Regions from separate parts of the Homo sapiens genome. Here regions 2, 3, 4 and 5 are each linked to region 1. The links are chromatin contacts, found by Hi-C or POLR2A ChIA-PET in ENCODE. All regions are on one chromosome and are shown on one strand. Each heading gives the region's core, a stretch centred on a gene start or an enhancer-like site at or near the end of the contact. The rest is flanking DNA. Distances are from core to core; before and after follow the strand shown. Region 1 has its middle 230 kb from the start of CTNNB1. Region 2 overlaps TRAK1 (trafficking kinesin protein 1). Region 3 has its middle 57 kb from the start of MYRIP. Region 4 has its middle 25 kb from the start of TRAK1. Region 5 has its middle 63 kb from the start of ULK4.

The links. A loop is a pair of places that touch in the nucleus more often than their neighbours do. ChIA-PET counts read pairs that join two places held with the same protein, here RNA polymerase II (POLR2A). Pooled maps may share reads with other maps.
Region 2: a loop to region 1 is called in a pooled map, with 9 times the contacts of the local background. The contact joins two enhancer-like sites. A Hi-C loop is called at or near these places in 5 of 37 single-sample maps with no recorded cell type and 5 of 50 pooled maps.
Region 3: a loop to region 1 is called in a map of endothelial cell of umbilical vein, with 6 times the contacts of the local background. The contact joins two enhancer-like sites. A Hi-C loop is called at or near these places in 1 of 168 maps with a recorded cell type or tissue (endothelial cell of umbilical vein), 2 of 37 single-sample maps with no recorded cell type and 3 of 50 pooled maps.
Region 4: a loop to region 1 is called in a map with no recorded cell type, with 8 times the contacts of the local background. The contact joins two enhancer-like sites. A Hi-C loop is called at or near these places in 2 of 37 single-sample maps with no recorded cell type and 3 of 50 pooled maps.
Region 5: a pooled map shows a loop between it and region 1 (4-fold over the local background). The contact joins two enhancer-like sites. A Hi-C loop is called at or near these places in 3 of 37 single-sample maps with no recorded cell type and 10 of 50 pooled maps. POLR2A ChIA-PET finds 5 or more read pairs at or near these places in 1 of 52 experiments (GM12878).

The regions. Positions count from the first base shown.
Region 1 is chr3:40,970,205-40,973,122 of GRCh38, forward strand. No RefSeq gene overlaps it. Among named protein-coding and RNA genes, the nearest start is that of CTNNB1, 230 kb to the right of the region's middle. RefSeq lists an enhancer at 908-2,107 and a silencer at 1,400-1,449. Within about 2 kb of position 1,432, at least 29 of the 41 ENCODE cell types and tissues checked have a DNase peak (open chromatin) inside an H3K27ac peak, as active enhancers do; they include endothelial cell of umbilical vein, where a contact is called at or near this core.
Region 2 is chr3:42,191,476-42,194,393 of GRCh38, forward strand. It overlaps TRAK1 (trafficking kinesin protein 1), which reads left to right. Exons shown (of 16, transcript NM_001042646.3): 7 at 83-161; 8 at 1,600-1,730; 9 at 2,349-2,423. Among named protein-coding and RNA genes, the nearest start is that of CCK, 73 kb to the right of the region's middle. Within about 2 kb of position 1,461, at least 4 of the 41 ENCODE cell types and tissues checked have a DNase peak (open chromatin) inside an H3K27ac peak, as active enhancers do.
Region 3 is chr3:39,750,755-39,753,672 of GRCh38, forward strand. No RefSeq gene overlaps it. Among named protein-coding and RNA genes, the nearest start is that of MYRIP, 57 kb to the right of the region's middle. Within about 2 kb of position 1,482, at least 2 of the 41 ENCODE cell types and tissues checked have a DNase peak (open chromatin) inside an H3K27ac peak, as active enhancers do; they include endothelial cell of umbilical vein, where a contact is called at or near this core.
Region 4 is chr3:42,065,188-42,068,105 of GRCh38, forward strand. It overlaps a transcript of TRAK1 not described here. Among named protein-coding and RNA genes, the nearest start is that of TRAK1, 25 kb to the right of the region's middle. Within about 2 kb of position 1,429, at least 14 of the 41 ENCODE cell types and tissues checked have a DNase peak (open chromatin) inside an H3K27ac peak, as active enhancers do.
Region 5 is chr3:42,023,695-42,026,612 of GRCh38, forward strand. It overlaps a transcript of TRAK1 not described here. Among named protein-coding and RNA genes, the nearest start is that of ULK4, 63 kb to the left of the region's middle. RefSeq lists an enhancer at 644-1,562. Within about 2 kb of position 1,496, at least 30 of the 41 ENCODE cell types and tissues checked have a DNase peak (open chromatin) inside an H3K27ac peak, as active enhancers do.

The DNA of each region.
Region 1 (2,918 bases), core at 182-2,681:
TAAGTTAAACAAGAATTCCTTCTCACCCACTAAATTGAGTCACCCTGCTAAGGCCCCCATGAGCCCCTTTTCACTTTCTGTATTACTAAGCCCTTTGCCCAGCCTGACTAGATGGCAGCTATTTCCTGTGGGTCAGAGGGTTTTTAAGGCCTTTTTTGGAATTCTCCTTTCCTCTGGCTCAGGTATAAATGGTAATACCAAAAGGTAGTAGGTGGTATTTTAAGGAGACTGCTAGTGGACCTTCAAATGCTTTTCATTTCAAAACTTTAATTTTAATAATATTGCTCTCTTAGTTTGGGCTCCCTTAAAATCACAGCCTGAGACTAGACACAAGGACTTGGTGCAGGTGGTTTATTTGGGAGGAGATCCCAAAAAGCAGAGGTGAAAGAAAAGGGAGAGAGTGAGACAGGGAAGAATGAAAAGCCACTGAGTGTGCATCATTAAGGTTGCTGCTTTGGGCAACAGGGGCTCAATTCTTCTGTGACCTTTGGCAAGTGTGCAGAATGCCTTCTAGAATGTTCCCTCCAAAAGAGGAGTGGCTAGACTTGCTTACTGGCTCTCATTCTTCACTGGTTAGAGATGGCTCCTAGGGCGTTACCTCTCCATACTTGCAGGTTGTACTTGCTTGGGGGCTGACTGGGCTCCCAGTTTCAGAGATGGCTTTGAGGCAAAAAAACAGGGAAGCATTTTTCATGTTTCAAGAGGGCATTGTCATGGGAACCCACATTGCACTCTCTACCAGATCTGTGACAAAATCATAGGTGTGCTGAGGGGATTTGTTACAGGGTGCCAAAAGCATCAGCTACGAGCATATTGTCCCTTCTGAATAGACTGTTCCCCATTGTCCCTGTGGGGACACTTCCCCACCAATGGATCACCTGGTCATTGCTGTCCAGTCCACATGACATTGATGGGGAAGGTCACTGCTATTAGCCTCCCTTGACCGATGTCAGGGCTGTAAGGATCACTCTCCTCCATCTTCCTTCCAATCTAGCCCCTTGTCCATATCCTCCCTCTGTGGAGCTCACCTGTGTCTGGAAGGAGTTGTGCAACCTCAAGTGGCCTCAGTGAAAGCTGCAGTTGAAGAGAGCAATTCAGTTGACCACAAAGGAATGTGACAGAGAATCATCCAACGCTGCCTAGAACATCTCTCCTGCTCACCTCACCTGGCATGCTCACATGCAGCCATGTGGTCAGGGCAATACCGAGGCTGAGTTCAGTGCCACCCTGTGCTGCCCCTTGCCGGTGAACTTGTCACACTTGTTTACACATGTTTGCAGGCCTCTTTCTTATGGGCATCAGCAGCTTGTTGAGGACCATTCTATGTCTTCATTTTGTGCTCAGAACCTAATGTAGTGCCTGGACACAAAGGGTTCTCAGCAAACACTTGTGGATACAAAGGAGGGAGGGAGGGAGGGAAGAGGGAAGTCGGTTGCTAGGAGATAAAATGATTTGCTTATAGCACAGTTGCCAAAAATAAGTCACAAGTGGGGACTTCCCAGAACTAACCGTTCAGTGCAATACTTAGCTGAAATCTATTGCAAAATGCAGTACTTACTTAGGCACTTACTTTTGTCTTTATTGTTTTTTAAGAAAGAGATGCTCCAAAGGTCAGTGACTCAGACCACTAGGTGACTTGGCTGTGGTTTCCTATGAGTCAAGCCTACCAGACAGCAGAGGACAGAGGTGAACAGGAAACTGGGCCAGAGAAAAACCAGAGAAACAGAGAGTCAACACAGACGTCAAGGAGGCTTCCGCCCAGCTCTCTCAGGCCAAAGGGGCAGACAAACCCGTGAACTCCCAGATATTCATGTCCAAGTGAATGCAGCTGTACGAACTTCAGCTTGAAAACTTCTCTCAAATAGCAGGTGGGGAGAACAGGTAGTAAATGCCTGGGGTTGTGGCCGCTTCCTTCCCCAGCAGAGCTCTGCCCCAATGAGAACACAGGAAGGGTAGATAAGAGAGCAAAGTGGGCAGTTTTTCTTATTTATTTGTTTGGGTAAAGGAAAAACAAAACAAGATGTGAACACGCATATCTTCACAAACTGTAAAATTTATCTCTGTCCTCTATTCCCTGCATCCTTCTCCCTACTCTAACATCTTAACAATCCTAATATTTGCCTATTGTTACACAAAATGTACGCCAGTAGATATCAACATACCAATTAAAAAAAAACGAAAAAAATACTTTGCTGTTTTTCCTTGAAAGCACAATGACATGAGGCATCTTTGGAGAGAAGAAGCTGCCACAATCCGATGCCTCCTCGTACCTGCTACTAGCTGTGTAGGCTTGTCTGATCTAGCCCCCTGGATGTGAACAAACTAGAGCAACAGGGAGAAGCAGAGATGCAAAAGAGTTAATCATACAAATTGCTGAGTGTGCACAGGAAAAACATACTACATTTGTAATTGTGTTTACAGTGTACAAAGCACTCTCCCATATTCCTCATAATCTAACAACAATCCTGAAATCATCACTATTTACGATGCAGAAACTGAAGGAACAATAAATGGCATGTCCTATGCCATACAGCTAATACCAGGCAGATCTTGGCATTGAACTAGAGCTGTCTGAGCCTAGACCAAATATTGTTTCCAGGATTCTGCAGCAAACTCTACCAACTAGGTACCTACAGCCTCCCCTAACCTGCCTTCGGTCTCCTGAGCAGAAGTGTTTATACCTCAGTCCCAGCATGCAATAACCGTAACAGGTAATAAGCACCTTGGAGAAACACCAACTGCATCCAAAAGAGAGCCTGGTTCTGATAATTCTGTTTCACTAACTTCTAGAAGACAGAGAATGAACAGCTTAGGTGAACATTTAGATGAAATTAGAAAAAAAAATGTTAAGGGAGTTGAGTATTTGTTAAAGGTCCTTGAACATGCAATTCTAAAAGAAAAGGAAGCTCAGAGAAAGA
Region 2 (2,918 bases), core at 211-2,710, 1.2 Mb after region 1:
CCTTTGCTTTATGCCTCAGCCCTTGCCTGCACCACCAGGCCAGGTGAGAATGTGGGGCCTCTGACCTGGGTCTTGTCTACAGGCCAGCCAGCTGAAGACAGAGACCATCACCTATGAGGAGAAGGAGCAGCAGCTGGTCAATGACTGCGTGAAGGAGCTGAGTATGTCCCCGCACTGCTGTCTTCTTACTTCCTTGCATCTGCTGTCATGATTAGACAGATTTGCGTCAGCCTTGCTAAAGTGCAGTCTCCTGCCAGCCTACGGCTCAGCAGCATTTTTCTTAAAACTAGAGGCCTCCCCAACCTTGTGTGGCACCCCCTCTCTATTATTTAGTGCTAAGTTGCCAGCTATGTATTATCTCAGTTTATCACTGAGGTGGATATTTAAATTTAATTTTGGCTTTATACTGGAATATTGGAATTTTTTTTTTTTTTTTTTTTTTTGAGACAGAGTCTCACTCTGTCACCCAGGCTAGAGTACAGTAGTTGCGATCTCGGCTCACTGCAACCTCTGCCTCCCGGGTTCAAGTGATTCTGCCAGCTTAGCCTCTCAAGTAGCTAGGATTACAGGCACCCACCATCATGCCTGGCTATTTTTTTGTATTTTTGTAGAGGCAAGGTTTCACCATGTTGGCCAGGCTGGTCTTGAACTCCTGACCTCAGGTGATCCACCTGCCTTGGCCTCCCAAAGTGCTGGGATTACAGGCGTGAGCCACCACCCCTGGCCAGAATATTGGAATTTTTTAATGCCTAAGTTAGGCCCAGCTACAGAAAACTGTGTTGAAAATGTGGCAGAACAGCTTACTACCAGTAATTTGATTTGTGGAAGCTGAAGCCAGGGTTCTCACCTTTGCAAATAAATATTTCTCTCCTCCTCTTCATTTTAAGTTTACAAGTTAAGACCAAAGGTCAAAATACTAAGTATATTGCATTTCGTCAAAGTACTAAGTATTTTGCATTTCGTCAAAGTACTAAGTATTTTGCATTTCGTCAAAGTACTAAGTATTTTGCATTTCGTCAAAGTACTATTTTGCATTTCGTCAAAGTACTAAGTATTTTGCATTTCAGCAAAATAATGATGAAACACACCTCATGTTCAAATCTAGTCAAGTGAGTTATGACTCTGAATATGGGTTGAAAACTCCAAGGAAATTGCACTGTGCAGTCAGTAGTTCCTTTTTAGAACTGGGTGCAGCAGGGGATTCCTGTTTAGTCACATGGGTTCTCTTGTGTGGAATGTGAGGATGTGGCTAGATGCACTCATGTTTTGTTTGTCACTTTCTATCTGACCACTGGAGCCTTCCTGATTTGTTCTGGGGAGACAGCCTTGGTTGGTGGGCTTGGGACCCTACACTGAGCTCAGGAGTGCTATCTAATGGGGTGAGATTCTTTTTCATAACTGATTGAGCCCTGAAGAAGCTGCTTTGCTTCTCCATGTGGGAAAATGGTCATTATGAGTTCCTTCCTGCACCCTCCCCACTCTACCCTGTCTTTTAGTAAGGATGGTTTTTCTTGTGCAAACCACAAAGAAACCATTCTCTCTGGGTCTGCATGTGTGGTTTTCTGACTTCCTCTCCTGATTGTTGCTTCTTTGTCAAAGGGGATGCCAATGTCCAGATTGCTAGTATCTCAGAGGAACTGGCCAAGAAGACGGAAGATGCTGCCCGCCAGCAAGAGGAGATCACACACCTGCTATCGCAAATAGTTGATTTGCAGAAAAAGGCAAAAGCTGTAAGGCTTCTCTGTTTATCTGGCTGATACAACAATGGCCATGCTGAGACGGGGAAGGGACATTTACTCCAGAAGACAGTGCTCTTTAGTTTCATATCTTAGCAGTTCGTGTTGCCGCTTTGCAGAAAAAGCTTAGTGGACTCAGTAGTATAAAACTGATTACCTGAATTGGTGACGAGTCTTATTTGTGACCTCTTATCTCCTAAAATTATATTGAATTCATTAAAAAGATGTTGTAAATATGGACTTTTGCAGTTTAACTTATGGATCATCTAGTCTAGTATTTGTTTTTACACAGTGCACTAGATATGTGCTGCAGTAGAGCAGTATCCTCTTCAGATTTAAGAAGAGGCAGCAAAATGGACTTTGCTATTAGTGTGGGGTAAAATGCTTCCAGAGAGCTTTGGAAGATGGGGGTGGGGCGGTGGGCTATAGAGAATGAATGTGGATATAGGAAAGACTTTACCTTCAAAATAATATAAAAAGCAGAATTTGAGTATAAGATGAGCATGTCCTTGTAGAAAGTGATGAGTTCATTACAGATTAGGTTAATAAGAGGGAAAAAGTTGGACTTTTACCAAGTATCTTAGGAAGTGATCTATCTTTGCCATGCTTTAGTGCGCAGTGGAAAATGAAGAACTTGTCCAGCATCTGGGGGCTGCTAAGGATGCCCAGCGGCAGCTCACAGCCGAGGTGAGCACCTCTCCCTCATTCCTTCAGTGCCTCTGATTGCAGCCAAGGTGGATTAGCCTTCCCGGACAGCTTTAGTCACGTCCATCGCAACTACTGTTTTTATTTTGAATTTCATTTCATTTTTATTCGTGGGAGAGTAAACCCAGTTGCACCTTGGTTCTGTGCCCACTGACACTGTTACTGGTTATGGGCACCTGTGTGGCAGGGCTCTACACCAGCTGAGCCTGGCACGTGCAGGTGTCCAAAAAATGTTCAAAGAAATGAAACAATACAACACAGAGCACTCTGGGAGAGGAATCTCACAGGTGTGGCTTGAAACATGGGTGTGACGATTTTCTTTTTCTTTCTCTCTTTTTCTCTTTTTGAGATGGGGTCTCATTCTGTCACCCAGGCTGGAGTACAGTGGCATGAGCATGGCTCACCGCAGCCTCGACCTCTCCAGGCTCAGGTGATCCTCCTGAGTATCTGGGACTACAGGTGTGGGCTACCACACCC
Region 3 (2,918 bases), core at 232-2,731, 1.2 Mb before region 1:
GATTCCAGCAAGGACCACAGTCTTCTGTGTCCTGAAGTGGGCCCAGCAACGTCATTCTGCAATAGGCCTGGTTTCCTGCCAAGGTCGTAGTCAAGCTCCAGAATACAGGAGCCACCACTTCTGTCTGCTTAGGAGGAAGGTGTGGTTCAGTCACCACAGGACGTCTCAAAAGTGGGGCTGGAGCAATTTGCAATTAGACATTCTCATTTGCATTTTTCTTACTAACAGCTATTTACAGAAGGACTTTAGATATGCGGGTTGATGATTCTGGGAACAGGGGCTGCTTCTATCTACAGACCTGCAGGCAGAAGAGATTTCAGCAGAGCTATCATTTTAATACTTAAGGGAAAACACTCAAAAAGCAGACATTTCATCTCTGTTTTTTGTGATAGTAATGTATTTCCTGTCCTCATGACTCTTTACTGCAGCAGATATTGGATTTCTCTACATGTTATCTGGGTGATTTTAGATGAAGCATTCAACCTTTCTAAGTCTCAGTTTTCTCATCTATAAAATTAAATATGTTCCTCATAAGATGGTTGTGCAGACTATGTGAGATAATGTTTACATTCTAGTGGATTGGGCAGGCAGCATACAAATGATTTTACTAGTAAGTGTTTTGTTGTCATTGTGACAAATGATGTAAAGAAAAAATTCCGGGTACTATGAGAGTGACTAATGGGGACCTGATTTGTTCTGGGGTACTAGAGGAAGCTCTACATCTTAGAAGAGATGCATTAAAGCATGATCCTGTGACTAGCTTGGGCAACATTGTAAGACTCTGTCTCTATAAAAAATGAAAACAATTTTTTAAAAAAAGAAAAAAAAAAGGAAGGATGTCATTATATCCTGTTCAGAAAAAAACAAGGGCCTTGAAATCATTGCAAAAGTTTAGAATCTTCCTTTTCCTTTTGGTAAAGGAAGTAGATAAAAACCTATGGTTATTAATAGATGCTTCTTATTCTCTGTTAGTGTTTCTAAATGCACTTGATGAAACAAAATAAAAGAATTGAGTAAATTAGTGGAAGGCTTCTACTTCTAGTGCAGGATTCTTAACAATGGTGCTATTGACATTTTGGGCCAGATTATGTCTTTGTTCTGAGGGACTTTCCTATGCAACGTAGAATGTTTAGCAGCATCCCTGGCCTCTACCCTCTCCCAATCATGACAATAAAAAATATCTCCAGACATTGCCAAATATCCCCTTATGGGCAAAATCCCCCCAGTTGAGAATCCCTGCTCTAGTAAATTCATCATTGACGCACATAGCTCCTGGGGTACAGAAATCAGTAATAAGTACCCCCTCTGTGTTTGAAGACAGGAGAGAATGTTTAAAAACAAACAAGCAAAAACTAAAACAAAGTCAGCTGAATTTTGGTCAAAGTCTGGGGTAGGTCATTTGGCATGATAAATTCTACCTGATATCTGACTGTGCTGAGTCATTCTATTGTCAACTTCACTGAGCTGGAACTAGGTTGCCCAGAATCGCTGTCCCTGAGTGGCTCCAGATAGGGCTGATCAAAAGAGAAATCGGAACAAAATTTTGGAGACAGAAATAGAGCAACGGCCATTATTCCCCAAGGGACTTTGGGATCTGATAGAGAGATGGGCAGATGCAGAGGTATGCAGCCAGCTCTGGCTTGTCCTCATTCTCCTTCTCTCCTTGTCCAGTTCTTCCCAACAGCTGGTCCTGCTGACCAGCTGCAAGCCCAGCTCACCAACTTGACTGTGGAAGCACAGAGGTGGTAGACTCACAGAGGCAACAACTTTCTCTCCATGATAGTTCTACTTTAGTAACTGGACATGCTTATCAAGTTTCCCTGCAAGCTCTGACTTGTCTACTGAATAGTGCCTTAGGAGGTCTGGTTAGGACTTATTCTCTGACCCCATGGCTCTTTTTCTTTACTTCTTTCAGAATTTTATTTTCCCAGCAACCCCTATAATTGGGTAATATGCAATTTTTATAATAAATTCCATCCTTTATTCTAACACATTCATTGTCACAGAGTGACTGAACTTTGGTAACATCACTCTGTGTCTTCTTAGCTTCCCCAGAACCAGAATTTCAGAAGCCACTGCTATCTAAGATAATTTTTTTTTTCATAGCCATCCCAAGGGAAGACACTTGGGACATGAATCATCACTCAGAACTGAGGCTGAGAGGCAGGGCAAACAGTCAACTTCCTTCCTAATTCAATAGGTGCTAATCCATTTATCTCTACTATAAGGGCATGCCTGCTTCAAGAGCTCAATTTGTTTTGCCTGCACTAGAGGACTGTGGACAAGAAGAAAATGAACACTTTCTAAGGCTGAAAAAGTAAAGCTTTCCCATGAGTAGCCCCAGGCTTAGGACTTAAGCTACGGTGGTAAGTTCAGCAGAGCAGGACCCACCAAGCCCCAAGTGAAGGTGGGTAATCACATGGCAACCTTGGGTTTCCCTGTGTCTTAGATCAGATTCTCCAGAAACAAACCCAGAGAACTTGAATAGAAGCAAGTTTTCCACTTAAGAGATGTTGGAAGACACACTGAGATAGAAGTGGGGAAGTGAGGCAGGACAGGGCAGGCAGGCAATGAAGCGTTTGTTATTAAGTAAGTGACTGCTGTGGGTAACTGGAGCTCAATCCCACTGGGGCACTCTCAGACTAGTGTAGAAGGCACTGCATTATCCCACCTGGGGTCAATCCTTCCTTGGGAAGGAAGGATGCTATATGAATTCTTGCCATATGCTTCTAACCTGCTCCACACACAGGCAGAAGACCTCAGCTTCCAGAGATGCAGATGCTGGCAGCTGAAGGTTGACTAGCCTGCATTAAAATGGTGAGGCCCTAGGGAATATTTAGAGAGGCACTAACAGCATCTGGTACTCTCTGCAACTCCAGGTTTTGTGCATATGGCTCAATGCTCAAACAGAAACCAGA
Region 4 (2,918 bases), core at 179-2,678, 1.1 Mb after region 1:
GTTGCAGTGAGCCAAGATTGTGCCACCGCACTCCATCCTGGGCCACAGAGCGAGACTCCCATCTCAAATAAATAAATAAAATAAGATAAATAAAAATACAGATTGAGTATCCCTTTGCCAAAATGCTTGGAACCAGAAGTGTTTTAGATTTCAGATTCTTCTGGAATTAAGAATATTTGCATTATACTTGCGGATTGAACATCCCAGGTTTGAAATTCTGAAATCCAAAATACTTCAATGAGTATTTCCTTTCAACACCATGCCAGTGCTCAAAAGTTTTGGATTTTGGAGCATTTTGGGTTTTGAATTTTCAGATTTGGGGTACTCAGCTTGTGATTATGTTGCGTAAAGGCTATTCAGTTTGATATTAATCAGACAATATCAAACTGAATAGCCTTTACCCAACATAATTGGGCCACAGAATTGTGGAAGTACTGGAATAGTTTTATTTATTTTTTAAGAAACAGGGTCTCATTTTGTTGTGCAGGCTGGAGTGCAGTAGTGCCATCATGACTCACTACAGCCTCGACCTCCTGGGCCCAAGCTATCCTCTCACCTCAGCCTCCCAAGTATCTGGGACTATAGGCGTGTACCACCACACCTGTCTCATTCTTAATTTTTTTATAGAAATGGTGTTCCACTATGTTTCCCAGGCTGGTCTCCAACTCCTGGGCTCAAGTGATCCACTCGCCTCAACCTCCCAAAGTGCTGGGATTATAGGCTTGAGCCACCACACCTGGCTATCTCTTGAATCCTAACTCCATGTTGAGCTTTTAAAGGGTTTTCTTATTCCTTGTGCCAAAAATGCCTTTTCTACCCTTCCAACAGAACAAACCCCTATTAAAGTTTTAGTTGAGGCTGGGTCCAGTGGCTCACGCCTGTGATCCCAGCATTTTGGGAGGCTGAGGCAGGCAAATCACTTGAGGCCAGGAGTTCAAGACTGGCCTGGCCAACATGGCAAAACCCCGTCTCTGCTAAAATTCCAAAGATTAGCCAGGCATGGTGGCACACACCTGTAGCCCCAGCTATTTGGGAGGCTGAGGCACGAGAATCTCTTGATTCTCGGAGGCAAAGGTTACAGTGAGCTGAGATTGTGCCACTGCACTCCAGCCTAGGCAATAGAGTGAGACTCTGTCTCAAAAAAAAGAAAAGTTTTAGTTGTGAAGGGGAAGCTCTGAAGTGTGTTAGAACCCCTAAGTCCATGGAGGGATTCACTTGCTCTGAAATGGGATGGTCATGGAGAGAGAGAGAGAGAGAGCACCCAGCGTGGGAAGGCTGGGTGTGGACATCGACCCCCACCCCCACCCCAAGCAGCAAGGTCATGAGCCGTGCAGAAGTGGGACCTTCCGCCGTTGGTGCTTCTGGAAGTAGTGCCCAGCAAGGACCAGTGAGGAGCTAGTATTCCTTAGCTTAGGCACGGCTCAGTCCTCCCTGCCTACCATGCATGCAGTTTGTAGCCTGTGTGTTTCCTGTTTTCATTTCCTATCTTGCTATTACTTTTATGCATTGGCTTATCACAGCCCACTCACTCTAAGGCCATCTTGCCATCCCATGACATGGTCACTGAAGGCCCAGCTGTCACTGTTTATTCACTTGGTGTGTACATGACTGTTTGGACCCGTTTCCTAGTAACGGCCCTGTTAATTTCAATGAGAAAGGCTAATGGGGTGCCTTTTTCAGGGGCTGGGGGGAGGGATGATGTGCTCCCTTTAGCCCCTCTGTGTCTTTGGTCCTTGACCTCACTGTTTCCTGGGGGATTCTTATACAGAGGCTCTTGGCTTCTTCTCTCAATACCACACATTCCTAATTATTTGTGCTACTTCTTGAGTAATCTTGAGGTCTGCTTTGGATTACTTATCAAAAGTGGCTGATAAAATTTGAGCTGTCGTTTCCCAGATGTGTGTGTTAGTGCTTCGTAGAGAATTTCTTCTTTGTACTCAAGTTGATTTAAGTCTAGAATCTGACTTTTAATTGTGGACCAAGCAAAACCCCCTTGCCTCTCTAGGGATTATTTAGAATTAATAAAATCAAGTACTTTTTCACACGAGCCTGAAGGAATTGTTAACTGAAGGAACTTTTATGTGATACAGTTTGTTCTGAAAATTAGGTATTTAAGGACTTTGTCAATTATGGTTAAGCACATTTTTTATTAAAAAGAACAAGATATGTAGCTAAGTGGCTGTGTCCGGGCTGAGATGTTTCTTCTCACTCGATCCTACAGTGAAGTCAAAATATAGTGACAGATTCAGTTTCCATAGCTGCAGAATCTGTTTTCAAAAACACAAGGCTGTGATTTCACTGTAGTTCAGTGCACATTGAGAAGCTAATATGGAAATAGAAATGAAACTTTTCAAAATACATGCCTTAAAACAAAAACTTCCAGTTCCCCTTTAGTGCTTAGATGAGATTTTTTTTTTTTTCAGGCTTTGTAAGTTTTGCAGATTAATTTCAGAAGTTGACGGCAATGTGATCCTGGTGGACTGTCATTCTGTAGTGTTAGTCAGGAAGCCCCTCACACACTTTCTTCTCATTTCCTAATGCGACAGTTGGTTCAGTGAATATCCATTGTGCTTTATAGGTTGATATTGATATGTTTGTAATTGGCCTATCACGTAGTTAGTTTTTTTTTCTTTTTTGGCAATCACCTTTTTCCATGTGAATTTTCAAAAAATGTATTTATTTATTTAGAAGCAGGATCTTATGGCCAGGCGCAGTGGGTCACTCCTGTAATCCCAGCACTTTGAGAGGCCGAGGCGGGCAGATCATCTGAGGTCAGGAGTTCGAGACCAGCCTTGCCAACATGGTGAAACTCCGTCTCTACAGAAGTACAAAAATTAGCCGGGCGTGATGGTGGGTGCCTGTAATGGGAGGCTGAGGCGGAAGATCCCTTGAACCTGGGAGGCGGAGGTTGCAGTGAG
Region 5 (2,918 bases), core at 246-2,745, 1.1 Mb after region 1:
ACCTGGAGGGTCTTGTTTTGAATGTGCTGAGTTTGACGTGCTCGTGAGGGTTTTTTTTTTTTTTTTTTTTTTTTTTTGAGACGGAATCTCACTCTATTGTCCAGGCTGGAGTGCAGTGGCACAGTCTTGGCTCACTGCAGCCTCCGTCTCCCGGGTTCAAGCAATTCTCCTGCCTCAGCCTCCCGAGTATCTGGGGATTACAGGCGCCTGCCACCACGCCTGGCTAATTTTTATATTTTTAGTAGGGATGGGGTTTCGCCATGTTGGCCAGGCTGGTCTCGAATTCCTGACCTCAGGTGATTCGCCCTCCTTGGCCCCCCAAAGTGCTGGGATTACAGGCGTGAGCCACCGTGACCGGCTACTCCTGAGATTTCTAAGTGGAGATGTTTAGGGCAGTGGGACGTCTGGGCCTGACACTTCGAAGAGGGATAGGAGTTTGAGGCAAGGGTTTGGGGACCATTCCTGTGTAGTGATATCCATGTGTAGGAGAACTCACAGAGGAGTAGTGACTAGAGATTGGGAGAAGACCAGAATTGCTGGGGGAGGGAGTGTTCTTTTGGTGAAGGGTAGGGTTCACAGGGTTACTCTGCTGTGAGAGGCCAAGTGAGATAGAAGCTAAAATATCTTTTGGGTTTGTTTATACATAGTAGGTATGCAGATATTTCTAGTTGTATCATTTGGTTCTTTGTTTTTCAGAAGAGATGCTGGCTTAGCCTTGTAAACATCGCAGTTGCATAAAAGTATTTATGATAGTCCTTAAAATGCTGTAATTATCTTTGAAGTTTTATAATTTTGCAGTGTTTAACTTATGGCAGCAATAGCATTGGTATTTTAAATCAAAACAGAACACTGTCAAGGGTTACATAACTTATTCATGATATTAACAAGATATAAAGCACCATGTTTTTGTGTGTAACTGTTTAACAGTAGATGAAGTTAATGATTGCCCACTTTCAGCTAATCATATGATTGCTATTGAAATAAGTACTTGCTAGACAGGGATAGAATCTAGTAATTTGTTAGCTTCAGTACTTCATGCTTGCATACACACCCATGCTATTGTGTTACCAAGCCTGAGTTTTGAAATGTGGCGTTCTTTGTCTTTTTCTGGTGAATAAACCCCATACGTCTTACCATAGCCATTTGACTCTTCCTGGCTGTCAGGATGTGTTGCCCTGGACTGAGAGTGAGAGATCCCAGATTTTTCAGCTTCTCTTCCAATTGCTAGGGATACCACATCAGTGCCAACGTGAGTCTCCTCTTGTCACTTTCTGCTAGGCTTCCCCTTAGAAGCTGAAATTCTTTCCCTTCCTGATGCTAAGTTGCAGTTTCTTAAAATGCTAGAGAGCTTTTAAAAGCATACCGTGATGGGAATTAGTTTCAAAAGATTATACCAGAGGGGGTTAAAACTTGCCAACCTTGTAAAAACCTAACTTCTTTGTTTACGTCCTCCCTGCCCCGCTTTCTGCTGTGCTTGGTTTCCTCCTAGCAATATGCCTTGGTCAGGGGGAGAGTCTTCCTGTCAGACATAACTTCCCAGACCAGCACTCCTGGAGGGGCCTGTACCTCAGACCCTGGCAACGAGGCACGCTGGGGCACGCTGGCCTTTCGTTGTGGTGTAGAAAATTTTTCATTTGGAATTCCATTTTAAAAATAAGTATAGGGTTATTTATATCTTCTTACATTAATTTTGATAAGTTGTGTATTTTAAGGGCTTTATCCACTTTATCTAAGCTACTGAATTAATTGGCACAATTATTACTCTTTCAATGTCCATAAGACCTGTAGTGATGTCCCCATATTTTATTTCTGGTATTTGCCTTTCATGTTAAGAATGTGTCTGTTCAAAGGGAGAGGGGAAGGAGAAAAGAAGAATGTGTCTGTTCAAAGGACTGCTGGATCAGGGTAACTTAGCTCAAGAAAATGAGAAGGGGTGGTTTCTGGAAGGGGAGAATGAAAGCCGTGGAGGAAATAAAGCATGAATGTGGGGGAGGGCGGGGGCGGGGACTGCTTCTCTTGCTGGCTGCCTTCTCTCTCTGGAGAATCTGCTGGAGAAGGAGCAGTCACGTGGGTGGTGAGCTCATTAGGCTGGGGACACCAGCTGTGCTATTATTAGGGCTTTTAAAGTCCGTGGCAGATGTTCTTAGGCGGTGTTCCAGCCTTGTTCACTTCCCACATATGGCATGATACTGTACACAGAAAAAAGAGGGACTCTTTAACAAATAGCTTTTCCATGAAATGCATCACTATTTTTTTCCCATGAACTTTTTTCTTTTCTTTCTTCCTCTGTCTCTGTTTCTTTGTTTCTCTCTCTGCTGTTTGTTCTTTCTTCTTTCTCCGTTTATCTTTCTCCCTCTGTCTCTTTCTTGCTTTCCTCTATTTTTCTGTATTCTCATTCTCCCTGTCTCTCCCTCCATCCCTCCTTTCTATACTTCCTTCTTTTGTCCTTTGAGGCCCTTTTTATTTAATCCTTTGTGAAACTAGAAGAGGACTCAGAGGCACATGAAGAAAGTTTGTCTATTTTAGATTAAAAGTGAGCCTTAGCATTTCATAGAAAGTATAAGAAATGTGGGTAAGTCTCAGGGTGATCATATACTAGAGAATTTTTTTGACAAGAGCCTGTTTTGAATTGCGTGGTTAGCTTGCTGCCTCTTCACTCCTCTGGCACAGTGGTAGTTTTTGTACAGGATCGCTTTTACCTCAATGGACTGATAAGCTAGCCAGGGCACCGATTATTTTTACATACCAATTTGTGTGTTGTTTGTTTGGCTAATCACCTCTTCTGCAGCTGTTATCCTGGATCTCAGTGATCAAAGAGATCAGTGATCTCTTTTTTTTTTTTTTTTTTGAGACAGAGTCTCACTCTGTTGCCCAGGCTAGAGTGCAGTGGCATGATCTCAGCTCACTGCAACCTCTGC